Regions from separate parts of the Homo sapiens genome. Here regions 1 and 2 are each linked to region 3. A link is an interaction called in ENCODE POLR2A ChIA-PET data of the cell type or tissue named here. Cell type or tissue: GM12878. All regions are shown on one strand.

Evidence for each region. ChIA-PET counts read pairs that join two places held together with the same protein. Peaks named below come from ENCODE experiments on the same cell type or tissue, not always from the same donor. Only the 100,000 strongest peaks of a DNase experiment are listed, where the experiment ranks them.
Region 1: POLR2A ChIA-PET joins it to region 3 with 6 read pairs; 2 of 35 experiments call an interaction of 5 or more read pairs at or near these places.
Region 2: POLR2A ChIA-PET joins it to region 3 with 5 read pairs; 2 of 35 experiments call an interaction of 5 or more read pairs at or near these places.

Annotation. Positions count from the first base shown.
Region 1 is chr9:32,876,156-32,881,155 of GRCh38, forward strand. No RefSeq gene overlaps it. Among named protein-coding and RNA genes, the nearest start is that of TMEM215, 95 kb to the left of the region's middle. In GM12878, no CTCF peak of the experiment used is centred here; a DNase peak (open chromatin) is centred at 1,893.
Region 2 is chr9:32,982,851-32,987,850 of GRCh38, forward strand. It overlaps APTX (aprataxin), which reads right to left. Exons shown (of 8, transcript NM_001195248.2): 4 at 4,694-4,996; 5 at 3,121-3,180; 6 at 1,781-2,007. Among named protein-coding and RNA genes, the nearest start is that of APTX, 16 kb to the right of the region's middle. In GM12878, no CTCF peak of the experiment used is centred here; no DNase peak of the experiment used is centred here.
Region 3 is chr9:33,062,702-33,067,701 of GRCh38, forward strand. The region is part of intron 4 of SMU1 (SMU1 DNA replication regulator and spliceosomal factor); the gene reads right to left. Among named protein-coding and RNA genes, the nearest start is that of SMU1, 11 kb to the right of the region's middle. In GM12878, no CTCF peak of the experiment used is centred here; a DNase peak (open chromatin) is centred at 2,640; H3K4me3 peaks cover 1,411 bases; H3K27ac peaks cover 1,958 bases.

The DNA of each region.
Region 1 (5,000 bases), 190 kb before region 3:
AACAGGTATTTCCACCCTATTTAATTTAAACGTTATATCAGACAAATGAAATTCCCTGTGACTATTAAGAAAGACTGGCTAGGCATGGTGGCTTACGCCTGTAATCCCAGCAATTCGGGAGGCCAAGGCGGGCGGATCACCTGAGGTCAGGAGTTTGAGGCCAGCCTGACCAACATGGAGAAACCCCGTCTCCACTAAAAATACAAAATTAGCTGGGCGTGGCGGCACATGCCTCTAATCCCAGCTACTCGGGAGGCTGAGGCAGGAGAATTACTTGAACCTGGGAGGCAGAGGTTGCAGTGAGCCGAGATCGCACCATTGCACTCCAGCCTGGGCAACAAGAGCGAAACTCCGTCTCAAAAGAAAAAAAAAAGAAAAGAAAAGAAAAGAAAGACATGGGGAAAACTGAAACACAAAATCAGCCCCAGGAAAACGTGGCCATAGATAGATGGATAGGTTTATTTTCAGGGCTACTCCAGTTAATTTTTTTGGCATCCACCTCATTCAGTGCCCAAACACGAAATGCAGCTCCTACCCTCACCCCCTCCAGAATCACTGGATCCCAACCATGGGAGGGCCGGCGAGCCCATCTCATTCAGTCTTCTGCACCCACAGGACGCCCAGGCACCAACATCCCGGAAGAGGCCTTCCAGTCTTCACTTGAATACATTCAAAGGTGAGGTGCTCATTGTTTGGTAATATAACATTCCATTTTTCCCAGCTCTGATGAGTAGAAAACATGAAATCCAAAACCATCCATTGGTCCTTGTCCAGCCCCCGTGATGCTACCTGAACTCATCTAACCAACCTTCTCCAAGGCAGCCTTTGACCCAGTCCCTCATTCTCCTCTCCTTTATAATAACTCCTTTAAACAGCTTTGGGTTTCGGGGTGGGGTGGGGGGCGCATGCTGTTAATAGGACCCAACCCTGACATTACTTGTGTCCTATTAACAGAAATGAGTTCCTCCTCCTACTTATTCAGAAGTTGACATTAGGCATAAAAAGATAGGCATGACCTTTTCAGCCAGACCCTAGGGAACAGATTCTAAAAATATCTCTATGTCCGCAGGCATCATGGCCAGAGCCAACACTATGAATAACCCTCTATGCTCCCTGGAGACTCAGGAGACAAGAAGAGACCTGCAGGCCAGTTTGCATGTCAGGGTGCAGGGGGAGTCATCGGCCAGGACTGGCCTTTGTGTTCTAACAGCTGAGGCATGGCCCAGGGCAATGAAGGCCCCATCCATCCCTGAGTCATGAGGTGGCCCAGAGGAGAAGATGAGAGGATTAGGAGAATAGGGGGCTTTGTTATTAGTATAATCGTAATAATTTCCCTCAATATTTGAGAATTATAAGCAAGGACTTGGACTCAAATTAACTTAGGATTAGACTCAAATAATATTGTAGTATATTGATTAAAATATCATATCTGGCTATACTAAGCCCAGGTCACTGGGTAGTAGAAGGGCTTAATCCCACAAGTTCTATCACTTAATAATAACAAGAATAACTAACATTTATTGAGCCAGTCACTGCTTTAGTTACAGCTTAGTTATAGTATCTCCACAACAACCCTATGAAGAAGTATATAATAACTCAGGGATGCACGGGATCTCCATTGCCCTGGGCCATGCCCCAGCTGTTAGAGGACCAAGGCCAGTCCTGGCCGATGACTCCCCCTGCACCCCCACGTGCAAACTGGCCTGCAGGTCCCTTCTTGTCACCTGTCTGAGTCTCCAGGGAGCAAAGAGGATTATTTATAGTGTTGGCTGTGGCCATGGTACCTGCGGACATAGAGATATTTTTAGTGTCTCCTCCTTCTCATTTTATAGATGAGGAAAGTGAAGCTGAGAGCAGGTGAGTAATTTGACTAAAGTCACACAACAGTGACTGGGCCCATTAACTCAGAGCCTGAGCTCTTAACCGAGAGGCAAAAACAGAGAAAGAATGAAGCCATCTTCCACAGCCGACAAGTTATTCAGATCAGACCAGGGTCTCTGTTTAAATGCCATCCACCACTACATGTCTGCTTCTCCTGAGAAGGAACCAGGACAGGCTCTCACAGATGTGGAGTCTCTAGAGGCCTCTGGTCCCAGCAACTCTGCTGCCTGCAATCTAGTCTCTCCCTCAGCTGCCTGGTGGTGTTATACCTGGATCCCCAGGCTCCCTGCCCCTGCTGCCACCTGTGCCTGCCTGTCTGTGCATAGGCACTTGTTCCTCCAAGACTGGACTAAGCCCCTGGACCCTTAAATTCAGCAGGTCCACCTGGTGATTCCCAAACGTCAGGCAGTCACATGCTACCATCACAATTTTTAGAGTATCTGTGGACCACTGTTTACTTCATGCGTTTCTGCAAAATAGCTTGTTTGTTTGTTTGTTTTGAGACAGAGTTTCACTCTTGTTGCCCAGGCTGGAGTGCAATGGCACGATCTTGGCTCACTGCAACCTCCACCTCCCAGGTTCAAGCGATTCTCCTGCCTCAGCCTCCAGAGTAGCTGGGATTACAGGCATGTGCCATGACACCCAGCTAATGTTTGTATTTTTTAGTAAAGACTGGGTTTCACCATGTTGGTCAGGCTGGTCTCGAACTCCTGATGTCAGGTGATCCACCTGCCTCGGCCTCCCAAAGTGCTGGGATTACAGGCATGAGCCACCACACCCGGTCTATTTATTTTTACTTAGCTGTGTTTAAACAGTAGTATCTGTGAAATCACAAGCTAATATACTGGTCAATTTTTGTCTAGTATGCATGAAAATGCACAACAATTAAAGGGTTTTATTTTTTTAATTTCCCATCAGTAGAACCTAAACCACTACTGGCACACACTGCCTTATCAGATGCACAAATCTCTTCTACAACACTGTAAATTGTGATCAATCAGCCATCCCTCCAAAACTCTAGTGAGGGGACTCACCACTTTCTGTTACCTAAACATTTCCTTCCCAGCTAGATGATCCAACAGCTCTGGAAGGGCACCAGGCAGGGCTAAAGAGACCAATCGGATAAACCATAATTTTTGCTTTTTTTTTTTTTTTTTTTTTTTTTTCAGAAAGAACCTCATGAGGGAGAATGAGGCTTCAAAGTCAGAGGTAGCTAGAATTTCAGCTCCACTACTTTTTTTAAGTTCCTGGGCAAGTGCCAACTTCTCTGAGCCTGTTTCCTCATTTTCCAAGGGGATTATAATACGCACCTCAAAGAGTTGTGCTATGGGCGAGATCACATATGTAAAGTGTCTAGTACAGCTCTTGGCACACCACAATCACCCAATAAATATAAATTCCCTCCTTTTCCACAAGAATAGTAAAATAACCTGGCAATACTGACGAATGGCTTTCCTTGGTAAGAATCGTCCTGGCTAATCTCCTAGAAGCATTCCAATCATTCACTGCTCTGCATATGAATTTGGGGCAGTATTTTTCTTCAAACTTGGCGGAGAGCCTGATTATCTTCCCAAACAGTGAGTGAGGACCTGATCATTCTGAAGATCAAGACAGATTTTCTACCTTAAACGGCAGAGCCCTCACTGTTGGTTTTCTGAGGATAGCAGGTTTCCATGACCCCAAAGGGAAAGCTGGCAGGGTGCTAACCTGGGTGCTAACCTGGGAGGGACCAACCCTGAGACTGGCTGGATGTTTAAGCTGACAGAATTTCAGCAGAAAAGCATCAACCATCACTGTCAAAAGCTCTGGGGTCAGGCCAGGCGCGGTGGCTCACGCCTGTAATCCCAGCACTTTGGGAGGCCAAGGCGGGCGGATCACCTGAGGCCAGGAGTTTGAGACCAGCCTGGCTAAAATGGCGAAACCCTATCTCTACTAAAAATACAAAAAATTAGCCAGGTGTGATGGCGGATGCCTGTAATCCCAGTTACTCGGGAGGCTGAGGCAGGAGAATCACTTGAACCTGGGAGGCAGAGGCTGCAGTGAGCCGAGATCGCACCATTGGGCTCCAGCCTGGGCGACAGATTGAACCTCCATCTCAAAATACATACATACATACATACATACATACATACATACATACATACATAAAAAGCACTGGGGTCTCTGAACAGAAGCTACGTGGCTCCCAGAAAAAGTGAAGCCCGCACGCAGGCAGTGCTCATGAGTTGGTGGCCAAAGCCTTATCTGCATCCCTTTTCACTCACTATTACGTGGCATTAAGGAAATTTTCTGCTGAGCAGAGTGACCTTGACATGTGATTTCTTGTGCTTTTCTGGGTATATGCAGAGCATTATAAGAAGTAATGATTCCCAAAGAGCCCATCTAATCTGACAATTTTCATCAGCCTCCAAGGGGAGATTTTACCTTTTGCTCATTTCTCAATTTTTTTTTTTTAGTGTTACTATAAAAAAGAGAGGAAGAACAAGATCTATAACCTTTAATATGTCCTTGCAAAAGTTAGAGGTATGACATAGATGTTCTCTTTCACTCATCTTTGCCACCAGTCAGCATTTCTCAGCAGGTGGATCAAGTATACAACTGGTCGAACTTTCCTCTTTCTCTAAATCTTAAAGATACTCTCCAGGCATCAAATGTGAGTTTGGCAGAAAAACCATGGGTACTAGACTCTTAGACTACTGGGAACAAATAACATGAATCTCGGCTATTGGATCCTGACCACTCTAATCTCAACCAATGTTGAGTCCACATTTGGGAACATGAGTTGTAAGGACCCTAGAAATAAAACTCTGATTCTGGTTATTTACAAACCTTGTTTGATATGAACAAAATCATTATCCACCTTTTACCCTAAAACATCTTTTGTTTCTGATACTGAAACCACTAAAAAAAAAAAAAAAAAAAAAAAAAAGACTAAAATACAGTTTAAATGCTTTACAGTAAAAATTAATAAACTTCAGCACAAAATCAATACTTAATTATTCATCATTAGCTATAGTAAGACTACAAATAAGATGATAGTACTCGTTAGTAAAGCCAATTGCAATTGGTTTAATAAGGACCTCAATTAGAAAGTTGTATAAATGAAAAGACAAGAATTT
Region 2 (5,000 bases), 80 kb before region 3:
TTAACAATAAAAATATATTTATATTTTTAAAGTGAGGTACAACATACATCCACCCTATGACCTAACAATTCCATCTCCAAATATTTATTCTTTTTTTTTCTTCTTCTTTTTTGAGACAGAGTCTCACTCTGTTGCCCAGGCTGGAGTACAATGGCGTGATCATAGCTTACTGTAGCCTCAACCTCCTGGGCTCAAGTGATCCTTCCAACTCAACCTCCCAAGTAGCAGGTGTGCACCACCACCCTTGGCTAATTTTTTGTATTTTTTGTAGAGACAGGTTTTGCCATGTTGCCCAGACTGGGATCCCTAAATATTTACTCAAGGGGAAAAAAATAAATAAAGTACATATGTCTATGATATACACAATAACACACATGAATCTCAAAATTATGCTGACCCAAAAAAGCCAGACCAAAAAAGAGTATGCAATGTATGATTCCATTTATACATGGTAGCTCTAGAAGAGACAAAAACTATCTATGCTGAAGGAAATAAAAGCAATGCTTGAGGGAGGATTAACTGGAAAGGGGCACAAGGGAACTTTCTGGGATGAAAGGATAGACATCTTCTGTATCTTAATCAGAATGATAGTGAAAAGATTATACACGCTTATGAAAACTGATCAAACTATGCATCTTATTATGCACTTTATTGTATGTAAGTTATGCCTCAACTTAAAAGAATCAGTACTGACTAGGGAAAAATCTGGCACAAAGATTTCATTTGGTTCAAGTGGCCAGTAACCTAAGTCATAATTATTCACCTAAATAAAATGTGAGTGTTGGTAGTTAAAAAAAAATAAGCAGAGAAAATCCTGTCACATGCTACAACATGGATAAGACTTGAAGACATTATGTAAAGTAAAATAAGTAAGTAAATAAGTAAAATAAGCCAGTCACAAAAGGACAAATATGTCCTTGTATGATTCCTCTAATATGAGGTACCTAGAGTAGTCAAATTCACAGGGAAGGAAAGTACAATGGTGGTTGCCAGGAGTGGGAGGGGGAAATGGAGAGTTATTATTTAAGGTACAGAGTTTCAATTTGGGAAGAGAAAACAGTTCTGGAGATAGATGGTAGTAATGGTTGCATAGTAATATGAATATAGTAATGCCAATGAATTGTACACTTAAAGATGACTAAAATGTAAATTTTGTTATGTATATTATATCACAGTTTTTTAAAAACAAAATAAAAACTCTAAAATCTAGACTTATCATCTTATTGCTTAAATCAAAGAAATCACGGAGATCCACCTTGCTTGTATTCTTTGAAAGAAATCAGTCATTCCTTTCTGAATCCTTCTGGGCATAAGCCACAGGAAAACAAATTCTATACTTTTCTCTCATTTTATTTTCAAATCCTGGATCTACTACGCTGTCATTACAGAAGTCTATGATGTTTGTTTCCTTCAGAGTAATGGTCCTTAATCATTCTGGGGTTATAGACGCTTTTGAAGAATCTGATAAAAGCCACTGACCACAATTCTTTATCTGAGGATAATGAAGCTGCTTCATCTAGTTCATATATTAGGCTCTCGAAGATTTATATTTTGAGAGGAACAAAGAACCAAATATGACTGAATTATAGGCAGAAGTGGGAACTCAAAGCTTGCATGCAAGTCAGGCAGAGAGGTGGAAGCTTCAGCCCACCTGCTTTGGAAAAACTCCATCCCACTTCCCTGGGTCTCAGTGCAATATGTGCCCTCAGCAAGCCCAGGCTGAATCTATCTGCCCACCTGGACAGAACCAGGAGCCAGCAGCACTACCCACCTGGCTTACCTCATACTCGGAATGGCGTGGTAGCCCAATCGGAAGCGGAGTTTGCTGGACCCAGCAAAATCTACAATCACCTTTTCCCCCACAGTGTGCATATGCTTAAGGAGTTCAAGGTGTTCCCTGGCCACAGCCTTCAGACTGGAAATGGAGGTCCACGGTAAGACCAGCCAATGGTAACGGGCCTTTGGGTATTTATCCTTTATCACCACCACCTGCTCATCTTTGTAAACCTAGCAGAGGGATACAAGAGAAGGAAACAGACATCTACTAAGAATCTTCTGTGTGCCTGGTTGTTATATTCACTAAGTCACTTAATTCCCACAGTCTTGTGCAAATGGTTTTAATAGCCCAGTTTTGAGAGAGGAGAGCACTGAAATTCAGACAGGTTGAGTGTCTTGCACAAGTCATAGTTCCTAAGAGGGAAATCTAGGATTCCAACTCAGATGTGGTTGACTCCAGAGTCTGTTTTCAACCACCACACTACACAGAATACACAGAAGATGCACAGTACAAAATAGTTCCCAAGAATGTGATGTAAAATCTCTGTAGACATAAATTCAAAAGCATCCTTCTCCACTCCAACATGGCAGACTGTGTGACACGTACACGTGGGTTCCAGTGAGCCCTATTAGACCTGCCCCTTGTCAACAAGGAATATAATTGAAGTGGGACTCAAAGGCTCCTCAAGGATGATGCCTGTTTTTTTTTTTTTTTTTTTTTTTTTGAGATGGAGTTTCGCTCTTGTTGCCCAGGCTGGAGTACAATGGTGCAATCTCAGCTCACCGCAACCTCCACCTCCCGGATTCAAGTGATTCTCCTGCCTCAGCCTCTCGAGTAGCTGAGATTACAGGCATGCACCACCATGCCCAGCTAATTTTTTGTATTTTTAGTAGAGACAGGGTTTCTCCATGTTGGTCAGGCTGATCTCGAACTCCTGACCTCAGGTGATCCTCCCGTCTCGGCCTCCCAAAGTGCTGGGATTACAGGGATGTCTGACTGTTAATGCCAGGGCAGCACAGTACTACTGTCACAGTGTATTATCTCTGATGCTCCCCTGAAAGGAACCATACTAAGGTTAATGCAACTTCCCTTAAAGTACCCAGAAGTTTAAAAGGCACAAGGCAGAGGGGATATTCATTTGAAGAACTCAGCTTTCTCTCCAAACAATGACAGCTGCTACTTTATTGCCAATGTGAAAAGCCTCTTGTTCTCACAGAACAGCCCAATAAAATGAATCTCATTCAGAAAGACTGATATCCTTTGATTTCATTTGTAATTAAGACCTCTGTGGAGTGGTCATTTACAACATGAAATGTACTGAAATTCCAAAATTGTATTCTGACCTGCATTTTGGGGTCCTGCATAGAAATCTTCAAGCCTTGACTCCAGTGGCCCAGGGATTCCTAAAAAAAAAACAAAAAAAAAAACAAAAAAAAAAAAAAACAAGCAATGTAAATTACAAATGCCAATAATTAAATTTGGCAACAGTTAATACTGTGTGATAGCACAACTAAACTTGGAAATAAGCTTAGTTTTTGAGAATTAAACAAGATTCACTTGACTCTGCTTCACTCCATTGCCTTCCTATATTCTCTTTTTTTTTGAGACAAAGTCTCACTCTGTCTCACCCAAGCTGGAGTGCAGCGGCGTGATCACTGCAACCTCCGAAGTGATTCTCCTGCCTCAGCCTCCCAAGTAGCTGGGATTACAGGTGCCCACCACCACGCCCAGCTAACTTTTGTATTTTTTAGTAGAGACGGAGTTTCACCAGGTTGGCCATGCTGGTCTTGAACTCCTCACCTCAGGTGATCCACTGGCCTCCACCTCCCCAAGTGCTGGGATTACAGGCGTGAGCCACCACACCCGACCCTATATTCTTTCTTTTTTTTTTTGAGATGGGGTTTCGCTCTTGTTGCCCAGGCTGGAGTACAATGGCGTGATCTCGGCTCACTGCAACCTCTGCCTCCCGGGTTCAAGCGATGCTCCTGCCCAGCCTCTGGAGTTGCTGGGATTATAGGCATGCACCACCACGCCCAGCTAATTTTGTATTTTTAGTAGAGATTAGGTTTTGCCATGTTGGTCAGGCTGGTCTCGAACTCCTGACCTCAGGTGATCTGCCCATCTCGGCCTCCCAAAGTGCTGGGATTACAGGCGTGAGCCAGCACACCCAGCTGTTTTTTATTATTGTTGTTGTTTTTTGAGATGGAGTCTCGCTCTGTCGCCCAGGCTGGAGTGCAGTGGTGCAATCTCAGCTCACTGCAACCTCCGCCTTCCAGGTTCAAGCAATCCTCCCGCCTCAGCCTCCCGAGTAGCTGGGATTACAAGCATGTGTGTACCACCAGGCCCAGCTAATTTTTGTATTTTTAGTAGACATGGAGTTTCACAATGTTTGCCAGGCAGGTCTCAAACTCCTGACCCTCAAGTGATCTGCCCACCTCGGCCTCCCAAAGCGCTGAGATTACAGGCGTGAACCACTGCACCCAGCCAGCCTTCCTATATTCACAGCTGGCTGTTCTAAATGAAGGCGAGAAATGCCAGAGTATGAGTCATACCTTCTTTGCCCTCTCTCACTGCAGCTACAGCCTGACCAATTCTCCACTTTGACATCAGCATATGAATTACATGATCTATGAAAACCTTCTATAGATGCATAAACAACTGATCCACTTTAGTTGTTCAATGTTAAGTACACACTGCCATTATTGTTGTACCTTCAGGTGGCTTACCTCAGGAATTTAAGAAAAAAGCACATAAAGGAACATTCATCCAAATGATTTTCACGCCACAAACAAGTGACTCTTTCATCATGGTTAATAACCCCTCACGCATTTCTGAACTTTAAAGTGTACAAAACAATTAAGCAGTCATTATATTTCATTTCTTCTCCACATCATCTACCAATCACACTACCCTCACCTTTTTGATAGGTGCATCTTTTCCCTTCTTTAGGGGCACAGAGCATTGGCCAGAGTTGCTCCCAGGTTCCAGCCCTGTCCCAGCCTCAGCTTCCTGAGCAGCATCCCTTTCTATAGAATCACTGTTGCCTGATCTCTTTCTCTTCCTGTGTGTTTCCAGGCCAGGGTTCTTTGCCTCTTCCTCAAACTCTACAATATATGGATAAAGTTCATTCACCATGTGGAGAACCTGGCCAGGCTGCAGCTTCACCTCTTGGTCCTTCCCAATTACGACTGAGTCAATGCTGGTGGGATTGACTCCTACCTAT
Region 3 (5,000 bases):
TAGTGGACATTTACACTGCTTCCAATTTTTCAATCACCTAAATAATGCTGCAATGAACATCTTTGGACATAAAGCTTTTTCTATTTTGGGGATATTCCCCTCCTAGGGTATATTCCTGGAAAAGAAATTACCAAATCCAAAAAAGAACATGAATGGTTAAGGCTCTTGATATATTTGATATATACTGCCAAACTCCTTTCCAAAAGAGCTGCTTTCCAAAAAAAGTTGCAGTTGCACTAGTGTTCACAACTGCATTATGAGGGGTGAAATAATGAACTTTGGAGACAGATGGTCCTAGGCTAACTCATTCACCAGCTATGTCATTTTGACTCCCAGTTTTGCCAACTGAAAAAGTCGGGAAAAAAAGCCTAATTCGGGGGCCAAGCATGGTGGCTCACGCCTGTAATTCCAGCACTTTGGGAGGCCAAGGTGGGCAGATCACCTGAGGTCAGGAGTTCCAGGCCAGCCTGGTCAACATGGTGAAACCCCATCTCTACTAAAATTACAAAAATTAGCCAGGCGTGGTGGTGCATGCCTGTAATCCCAGCTACTTGGGAGACTGAGGCAGGAAAATTGCTTGAACCCGGGACGCAGAGGTTGCAGTGAGCCAAGATCGCACCACTGCACTCCCAGCCTGGGCAACAGAGTGAGACTGTCTCCAAAAAAAAAAGCCTAATTCATAGAGGATAAAACAAAATAATATAAGTGAAGCCTGTATAATAAGCACATGTTCACATAATAAGCACACAATCAATGTTTATTCCCCTTTCCTTTTGTTATTCCAAGAAAACTCAATAATTTTTGGTATCATTTAAAACGGGGGTCCCCAACCCCTGAACTGCAGACCAGTACTGGTCCACGGCCTGTTAGGAACCCAGCTGTACAGCAGGAGGTGAGTAGCCAGGGAGCAAGAGCATTACAGTCTGAGCTCCACCTCCTGTCAGATCTGCGCAGCATTAGATTCTCATAGGAGCATGAACCCTATTTTGAAATGCGCATGCGAGGGATCTAGGATGCATGCTCATTATGAGAATCTAATGCCTGATGATCTTAGATGGAAGAGTTTCATCCCAAACCCACCCCCCTGACACCCCCACCACCATCTGTGGAAAAATCGTCTTCCACGAAACCAGTCTTTGGTGCCAAAAATGTTGGGGACCACTGATTTAAAAATTTTAGCTAATTTAATAAGTAGAAATAGAATACCCTACTTTAGTCAGTTCTCTGATTAATGAGTTGAACTTTTCTCTGTATTCATTAGATATATTTCCTCTTCTGTTAACTGTTTATTCATGTTATTTGCTCACTTATCTATCATGGTCTTACCATTCTCACCAATTAGTGAGCTTTAACGTGATAAAGGTATTTGTTGTTTATGTTTGCTGCAAAGAATTCTTTTACCAACTTTTTTTTTTTAAAGAGAGGGGTTCTCATTCTGTCAGGCTGGAAAAGTGGCATGATCACAACTCACTGCAGCCTTGAACTCCTGGGCTCAAGCAGTCCTTCTGTCTCAGCCTTCCAAGTAGCTGTGACTATGTCTATTTTGGATTATAGCTTTATAGGTTTCTTTTCATCTTAAGTTCCGTTCTCGAGTGATGAAATCTGTTTACCTTTTCCTTGGTGTTTAATCTCTAAGTTTGGGAAGACTATCAGGTTTGATAGATTATATTATCTCCCAGTGTTTTTCTATTATCTTAAAATATCTAACTTTCTATCTGAAATTATGCTACATAAAATATGGGAGCAGGCTCTGATCTGACCTCTCCCCCGCAATTCTAAAGTCAGTGTCCCAACATCATATACTAAATGTATTTTTCTCTTATTCCTAGGTTTTGTGGTATTCCCCATTGTCATCCGTGGAATTATTATAAATAACAGAATTGGGTTTTTGCACTGTTGTTGCACTGGTTGCAACAGATGTTCTTGTGTCCACTACCAAAATGATGCAAATTATAGGTCTTTATTAAATGCAGTATTTCTAAGACTAGTATGCTCTCAACATTCTTCCTTTCCAAAGTTTCTTTGCTAAATATATTTTTTCTTTTTTTTTTTTTTAATTGAGACAGAGTCTCACTCTGTCACCCAGGCTGGAGTGCAGTGGCGCGATCTTGGCTCACTGCAAACTCTGCCTCCCGGGTTCAAGTGATTCTTCTGCCTCAGCCTCCCAAGTAACTGGGATTACAGGCGCACGCCATGATGGCCAGCTAATTTTTCTATTTTTAGTAGACACAAGGTTTCGCCACGTTGGCCAGGCTGGTCTCCAACTCCTGACCTCGGTTGATCCACCCACCTGGGCTTCCCAAAGTGCTGGGATTACAGATGTGAACCACCACACCCGGCCACATTTTACTTTTCTTCTTCTACATGCTTTCCCTAGGTAATTACATTTACAGCTTCAACTACTACTATAATTTCCAAATCTATAATTTTAGCCAAAACCTCTAGGTTAAGGTCCAGATTCACAGATCCAAGGGCCTATACTGCAAGTTTCCACTTGTATGTCCCACAGGAACTTCAAAACATCTAAAAACGGATCATTTCCCCTATCCCTAGTTTCTACCCCAGCCCCCAACAAATCTGTCCTTCTTATATTTTCTACCAAGTCACTCAAACCAGAAACTAAAGGGAAACGAAACCTAGAACCAAAACCTCACTTGCTCTTCACATCTAACCAATTAAATGTAGAACACATGAGTTTATTTCCACTGTCTCTAGAAAATCCACTGAAGTGATGGTAATTAAGGAATAAAAAAGATACATGCCCCAAAAGACAAAGAGAATGGGAGAACAGCAAGAAAAAAATGTTAGTTAAATTTTAGAAGGTGAAAAGTGAATGGACTAGTGGAAACCAAAAACAGAGAAAACCGAAACCTAATTGTACAAGGTGAAGAAGGGGAAGCCACAAGAAGCAAGCCAAACTACCTTGCAAAACTCCAAAAAGGCTTAGGAACTGGAGGAATCACATACCCTTCAAGCACAAGGCATGCTTCAGGGCTGAAAACAGGGGCAATATTAAAGTCTGCATAAGGAGCATTTAGCTACCACGACTTCTCCCAACCCTGAGCAACCACCTCGCCTTAGCCTCAAGAGAAATCAGGTGATGTATATTCTGGAAAGGTTGAGGTCCTAGGCTCTGAAAATCTCAGTAGAGCTGAGGACAGGGTGGAGGTGAGAAGCCACAATGAAAACTGGGGGCTTCAGTGTACACTGGTATGCTGAACAGTGAGATTTCTCTATCCTCCACTCCTACCTGCATCCTCTCAGCTCTCACTCTCAAGATATGGTTTAGGCAAGAACTACTCTCCAAGCAGGAACTACTCTCTGGAAAAGCTGACCAGCCCAAGAGAACATTTCTGCAGAGAATGACAAATGAGGATCCCCATCCTATCATCCCAGGCTGAAGTCTATCAGTTCTCAAACTCCTCTTTCCAACCACCCAACCTGACATACCATAGCAGAGAGCTCTAAATATTTGAGGAAAACTCCCACATATGGTCAGCAAAACAAACAGGGAAGGGGAAAACTCAGAGAAAAAGAAAAAATAGGAATACAGGGACAATGCAGGAAGGATAATAAAACTTTAAACATTTAAAGAGAAAGAAAGATACACGGTATTACAGACACAAATAAAATCTCAAAAATTTATTTCTATGCTTCCTTTCTCAGGAAGTTACTGGACTCAGTACTCCCACAAAATGAGGGTCTAGGCTGGGCTCAGCGGCTTACACCTGTAATCCCAGTACTTAGGAAGGCAGAGGCAGGATAGTCTGGGCAACACAGCAAGGCTCTGTGTTCCATTTAATTAAAAAAAAAAAAAAAAAAAAGGCTGGGTGCGGTGGCTCACGCCTGTAATCCCAAAACTTTGGGAGGCCGAGGTGGGCAGATCACGAGGTCAAGAGATCGAGACCATCCTGGCCAACATGGTGAAACCCCGTCTCTACTAAAAATACAAAAATTAGCTGGGCATGGTGGTGGGCACCTGTGGTCCCAGCTACTCGGGAGGCTGAGGCAGGAGAATTGCTCGAACCCAGAAGGCGGAGGTTGCAGTGAGCCAAGATCGTGCCACTGCACTCCAGCCTGGCGACAGAGTGAGACTCTGTCTCAAAAAAAAAAAGAAAACTGAGGAATCTATAAATAAGACCTACCAAAAAAATAAGAGACCCAAAATTCCCAGTATGAAGATGAGAGAAGTCCTGGTACAGTAACTGTGCAGCAATGCAAGAGAACTAGTCCTGATGGGAACAAAAAGAGAAGGGCCTCAGGAAAGATATCAGCAAGCGGAAAAAAAAGGACTTTTGACGGTTCTACTAGAAATACTCAGGCTGGACTAGCAGAAGTGCATAGAAAACTAGGCAAAAGAAAAAATAAGCAATAATTATTGCAAATCATAAAAATTTATGTAAGAAATTACATGTAATTATTTTTTAGCTGTGAACAATAGCTATATAAAAATAACTATGTAAACATTGAATATAGATTGAACCAAAAGTTGTGATACAGCTCTACTGAAAATCCAGAAGAAGAGTAAGTGTGTATTGAGGAGAGTGGGTATAAGACAAATCATTTTTCGCTGAAGAAAGTTAGTTGCTAATGACCAAAAAAAAAAAAAAAAAAAAAAAAAAATCAGGTAATAACAGTATAAACATGGTATTCAGCTATGGAGCTAAGTCAGGAAAGTTAAGAATCAGAGGTGGAGAAGGGAAGCACATGGGACTGTTTTTCACTGTAAGCCCTGAAGTACTACTTAAACGATGCACTGCTATTAGTTTGATTAAGAAATCAAAAAGCAGCTTACTTTTTTTTTTTTTTTTTTTGAGATGAAGTCTCGCTCTTGTCTCCCAGGCTGGAGTGCAATGGCTCAATCTCGGCTCACTGCAACCTCTGCCTCCTGGGTTCATGTGATTCTCCTGCCTCAGCCTCCCGAGTAGCTGAGATTACAGGTTCCTGCCACCACGCCCAGCTAATTTTTGTATTTTTAGTAGAGACGGGGTTTCACCATG